Linked DNA regions of Homo sapiens: region 2 is linked to region 1. A link is an interaction called in ENCODE POLR2A ChIA-PET data of the cell type or tissue named here. Cell type or tissue: HepG2. All regions are shown on one strand.

The links. Peaks named below come from ENCODE experiments on the same cell type or tissue, not always from the same donor. Only the 100,000 strongest peaks of a DNase experiment are listed, where the experiment ranks them.
Region 2: POLR2A ChIA-PET joins it to region 1 with 5 read pairs; 1 of 35 experiments calls an interaction of 5 or more read pairs at or near these places.

What each region holds. Positions count from the first base shown.
Region 1 is chr5:136,066,471-136,068,970 of GRCh38, forward strand. No RefSeq gene overlaps it. Among named protein-coding and RNA genes, the nearest start is that of TGFBI, 39 kb to the left of the region's middle. In HepG2, a CTCF peak has its summit at 598; DNase peaks (open chromatin) are centred at 531 and 1,201.
Region 2 is chr5:136,191,674-136,194,173 of GRCh38, forward strand. SMIM32 (small integral membrane protein 32) reads right to left here and starts at 1,489. Exons shown (of 1, transcript NM_001350994.2): 1 at 1-1,489. The coding sequence starts at 851. The coding sequence ends at 540. RefSeq lists enhancers at 372-1,286, 1,443-1,960. In HepG2, no CTCF peak of the experiment used is centred here; no DNase peak of the experiment used is centred here; H3K4me3 peaks cover 1,114 bases; H3K27me3 peaks cover 746 bases.

The sequences.
Region 1 (2,500 bases):
CCCCTACCCTCCAGAGAAGCCCCTGCAGGCCAGGTCTCTGCTTGCACAGCCTAGAACATAACTTGTTTCTATGGTGCCAGGGCATTAAGAATTAGCAATAGCCACGAGTGCCCCAGAACTCATGTCTGGAAAAAAAGAGAGGAAAATACCTCTGTGCTTGAAAGCATAATTCAGTGTTATGCTCTTAGAAGAGATGCCTGGAATATTATGCTCAGAACTCTTTTCAAAGCCAGGAGAGAAAGTCATGGAATGAGGGATGGGCCCGAAGCCCTGTCCAGAGAAGTCAAATGAGGCCACCTTGGGCCATCCCTATCTGGCAGGGAAAGAAACTCATCCATTCCAGAAAGCCAGAGAGCCAGCCCAGAGAATAAGTGGTGGGTGGAGAGGGGAGGAGTCTGGGACAACCTCTATACACACGCACATTCATTCACACACACAAACACACACACACACACACACACACACACATGCATGCATGCACACACACCCCTGCATGGGAAACCGAAGACACAGCCTTAGGCAGAGAAAACAGGCACAGCACACCCACTTGTGGTTGGGGAGAGGACTCCAGGACCTGGAGGTGGAAGGCAGCAGCTGGAGCTCTGGCCTCAGGCCTGTTAGAGGAGGCTCCCTGGAGCTGCTACACCCTGTCACCCATGCAGGCCCTAACAGTCCCTGCAGTGCTGGAGCTCCCCATCACTTGGGGAGGCGATGGAGGTCACTGAGACCTGAAGAATGAAGAGGGTGGGGAAGAGAATTCAGTCTGAAGAACAGTGTCATAAAGGCTCTGAGAAAATGTGAGAGAGTTTTGTGTGGCTAGAGAGAAGAGAGACAATTCCTCTGGTGAGAGGTTTGGGAGCTAGACTGTACTGGGCCTCATAGGCTAAGTACTATCATAATTAGTATTAAGAATTTTAGACATTATCCTTAAGACAATGAGAAGCCACTGGAGGGTTTTAGTTGGGGGAGGGAGATAGAGAGGGGTGTGCAATGATCAGATATATATTTTATATTTAGTAAAATATACATGGCATAGAATTTACCACTTCAACTATTTTAAGTATACAATTCAGTGGTATTCAGTACATTTCCCATTGTTGTGCAACCAATCTCTTCATCTTGCAAAACTGATCTGTTCCATTAAACATTAACTACCCATTCTCCCTTCCCTTCTGCCCTTGATAATCTCTGTTCTATTTTCTGTCTCTATGAATTGGAGTTCTCTAGGTATTTCATGTAAGTGGAATCAGTATTTGTTCTTTGCGACTGGCTTATTTCACTTAGCATAATATCTTCAAGGCTTATCCATGTTGTAGTGTGTGTCAGAATTTCCTCCATTTTTGAGGCTGAATAATATTCCATTGCATATATATACCACTCACTTTGTTTATTCACTCATCTTTTGATGTACATTAGGCTTGTTTCTACCTTCTGGCTCTTGTGAATAACGGTGCAATGAATGTGGGTGTACAGATGTCTGTCAGAGTCCCTGTTTTAAATTAGTTTGGTCCCTCTTTTAAATTAGTTTGGTTATACCCAGAAGTCGAATTGATAAATCATATGGTAATTCTATTTTTAATTTGGGAGGGGGGGGAATTGCTATAGTGTTTCCATTGTGGCTGCACTATGTCACATTCCCCCCAACAGTGCACAAGGATTCCAGTTGCTCCACATCCTCTCTAATACTTGTTATTTTCTGGTTTTTGGTAATAACCATTCTATTGAATGTGAAGTGATGTTTCATTGTGGTTTTGATTTTGTTTTGTTTTTTAATGATTAGTGATGTTGAGCCTCTTTTCATGTGCTTATTGGTCATTTATATTTCTTCTTTGGAGAAATGTCTATTTGATTCCTTTGCCCATTTAAAAAATTTTTTTTTCTTTTTTAGTTATTACATTTTAGGAGTTCTTTATGTATTCTGATATTGATTCCTTATCAGATATATGATTTTCAAATATTTTCTCCCATTCTGTGGGTTGCCTCTTTACTCTGTTGACAGTGTCCTTTGATGCATAAACATCTTTAATTTAGATGAAGTTCACAATATTTATTTATTCTTTTATTGCCTGTGCTTTTGGTGTCATGTCCAAGAAATCATTGCCAAATTTAATGTCATGAAGCTTTTCTCCTGTTTTCTTCTAAGAATTTTAGTTCTTACATGTAGGCCTTTTATTCATTTTTAGTTCATTTTTGTATATGAAATAAGGAAAGGGCCCAACTTCATTCTTTTCCATGTGGCTACCCAGTTTTCCATGTGGCTACCCCATTTTCCACGTGGCTACCCAGTGCTGGGAAAAGATTGTCCTTTCTCCATTGAATGATCTCAGCACCCTTGTTGAAAATTATTTGACCATACAGGCAAGGGTTTATTTCTGGGCTCTCTACTCTATGCCATTGGTCTGTATGTCAGTCTTTATGCCAGTACCACACTGTTTTGATTATTGTAGCCTTGGCGTAAGTTTTAAAATTAGTAAGTATGAGTCCTTCAACTTTGTTCTTC
Region 2 (2,500 bases), 130 kb after region 1:
TTCAGGTGAGTTCACGACGCTCGGATCCTAGTGGGGTCCTCCTCGGTGTCAAGGAGCAAGAGAGGCCGTAGCAGCTGTGGGAAACAGCCACAGGGCCTGCGAGTCCAGACGGGTAGCTCCAGGCTAGTTGCACGCTTGCGGTTCCTGCCCCTTCCGTGTGCAAAGTAAGGAAGTCAGCAGGCGGCGAGCAAGCAAGACGGGCTGGCGCGCCGTCTTTCAGGAAGGTTTCCCGACCCGACCGCCGTCTTTCGGGAAGGTTTCCCGACTGGACCCTCTGTCCAGAGGAAGAAAGATTTGGCCAGGGGATCAGAATCACGGTACCTACAGGTACTGGGATCGAGACCCTACACAGGCTCCCGACGCCTCGGTCTCCCTTTCCTCTCGGGTTGCCACTCTAGTTCAGGAAGGGTCTTTGGGTCAGGGCACCGTGTTCCCAGGGGCCAGCGATCCCCGGTGTCGTGCCCTCCCTACCAGGCTCAAGCTGGCTGCTCTTGGCTAGGTCGGGACGGGGCGCCCGGCGGCCGTGGCTCAGTCCCAAGCTACACCGGCCGCGTCTTCCAGGGCGCGCGGGCGTCGCGCAGCGAGCGGTCGTGGGGCAGCGCGGCGAAGGCCGAATGGCGCAGCTGGCAACCGATGAAGAGGACGACGAGCGCCACCGAGAGCAGCAGCAGGAAGAAGAGCAGCAGGTAGGTGGGCAGGTCGGGCTTTGTGGCCGCGCCGTCCCTCATACCGCGCGCAGTGGCCAGCTCCAGCGGCAAAGCGCCTTCTGCCTTGACCGTGGCTCCTGGGGCCAGCGCGCTGCCTACCGCCGCCTCGGGGCCGCCCGTGGCGTTGAATATGTCGCCGTACATGGCCCGCGGGTCCCGCCGACCCCAGCCGGACCGCTTCACTTGGCCTGGAGCATACTGGCGCGACCCGGCGCCTCCATGGCGCGCCCCTCCCGCCCTGCCGCGCCCAACTGACCGAGAGTCGGTGCCTTGGGGCCGGCGGGGACTGCAAAGACCCCGGGACGCGTCCGCTCACTCGCCTCCGCGCTCAGCTGCTTTCCCCGCCGGCTGGCGGACCCCAGTTCTCGGAGCTGGACAGTTCTGTGCCCGCGCCCCTCGGGCTCACTGTTTCTCTCCGTCGCCACCAGGACAGAGGTCCCAGTCACTGACTCGCCTTTCGGCTTTACAACAGCCCGCTCAGCTCGGACCCTCAGCTCCAGTGAGCTCCAGGTGCTGGGCGCCTCTGGGCTGCGGCGGCGGGGAGAGGCACTCAGCAAGTGCAGCCGCAGCCCGGGGTCTCTGCTGAGCGCCCGGTGGCAGAGCGCACGGAGGGCGGGTGGCCAGGGAGTCCTCCGCGTCCTCCGGCGCCGCCGCCACCGCAGCGTCTCGGAACAGTCCTGCAGGCTCTGGTCCCTGTCGAGACGCCCAGTGTTCAGCGAGCTTGTCCCCACTCCCTCCGGCTGCTGCGCTCCTGTTTTGAGCAGGAGACTGAGCTTTCTGGCGGCTCTGAGCGCGCTCGTGTCCCGGGCGGGGGTTCGGGGGAGGGGCGGGACTGGCGGCGGCTGCCCGGGGGAGCGGCTGCGAACCAATGAGGGCAAGAGAGGACGCGGCTGCGACTGCCCCCAGCCCGGCCTCACATCACTCAGGGACAGAGGGACAGAGACAGGGACAGAGAGAGAGAGAGAAAGAGAGAAAAGCACAGGGTCACAGGAAGACTGACGGGCAAAGACACAGTTACAGACCTATGAACAGAGCCACACGCCAAACAGGGACAAACCGTTGAGGTAAGCAAACCAACTCAGAGACAAAGCTCAGCTGAGCGTGCACACCTGCGTTCATTATCCTCCTTGACAGGCTCCCTCCAGGCATGGCCTGGTTTGTTCCGAGTGCCCACTGGCTGCTGGGTAGCGCAGGCCGGGCACACCACCTCCAAGGGTGTGCAGACGCGCTCCCAGACAAGCATGTTCAAGCCAGGACTGATTCTGTGGGCCCCGTGTCCTCTCCGGCTGCGTCCTGCCGGTCTGTGTGCATCCCGCACCGTGTGCAAGAATGTTCAGCTCCCTTTTGCCTATTCTGCCTGGGCACAGAGGGGCAAAAGGAGGACATGGCGCTGGCAGTTGCCCCCCTGCCCTTGGCAGGTCTGGAAAGGCGAGGTGGCCAGGACAGAGGTGTGCAATCAGTTGGATTGAGTGGGGAGGTGTCTCCTTTCCCAGGAGTCTGAACTGCTCACTTCCTCTGCAAAGTCTTCCAGGACCCCCAGACTAGAGTGGGAACAACCACCCTGGACCACCACAGCCCCTGCACTTCTCAACAAGCACCCACCCCTCACCTCTGGCCTGTCATTTTCTTTCAGGGCCAGAATTAGGGGGAGGTGGGTGAGAAGTCTAGAGCACAATACTGAATGAGACACTCGCTCTCAGAGTCTGCAAGTGCAGGGTTGGGAGTAGGTGTCTCCTTCAGTTTTGCCCCTAGATGCCTCACCCCTCACCCTAGTCCCAGCCCTGTTGTCTGCT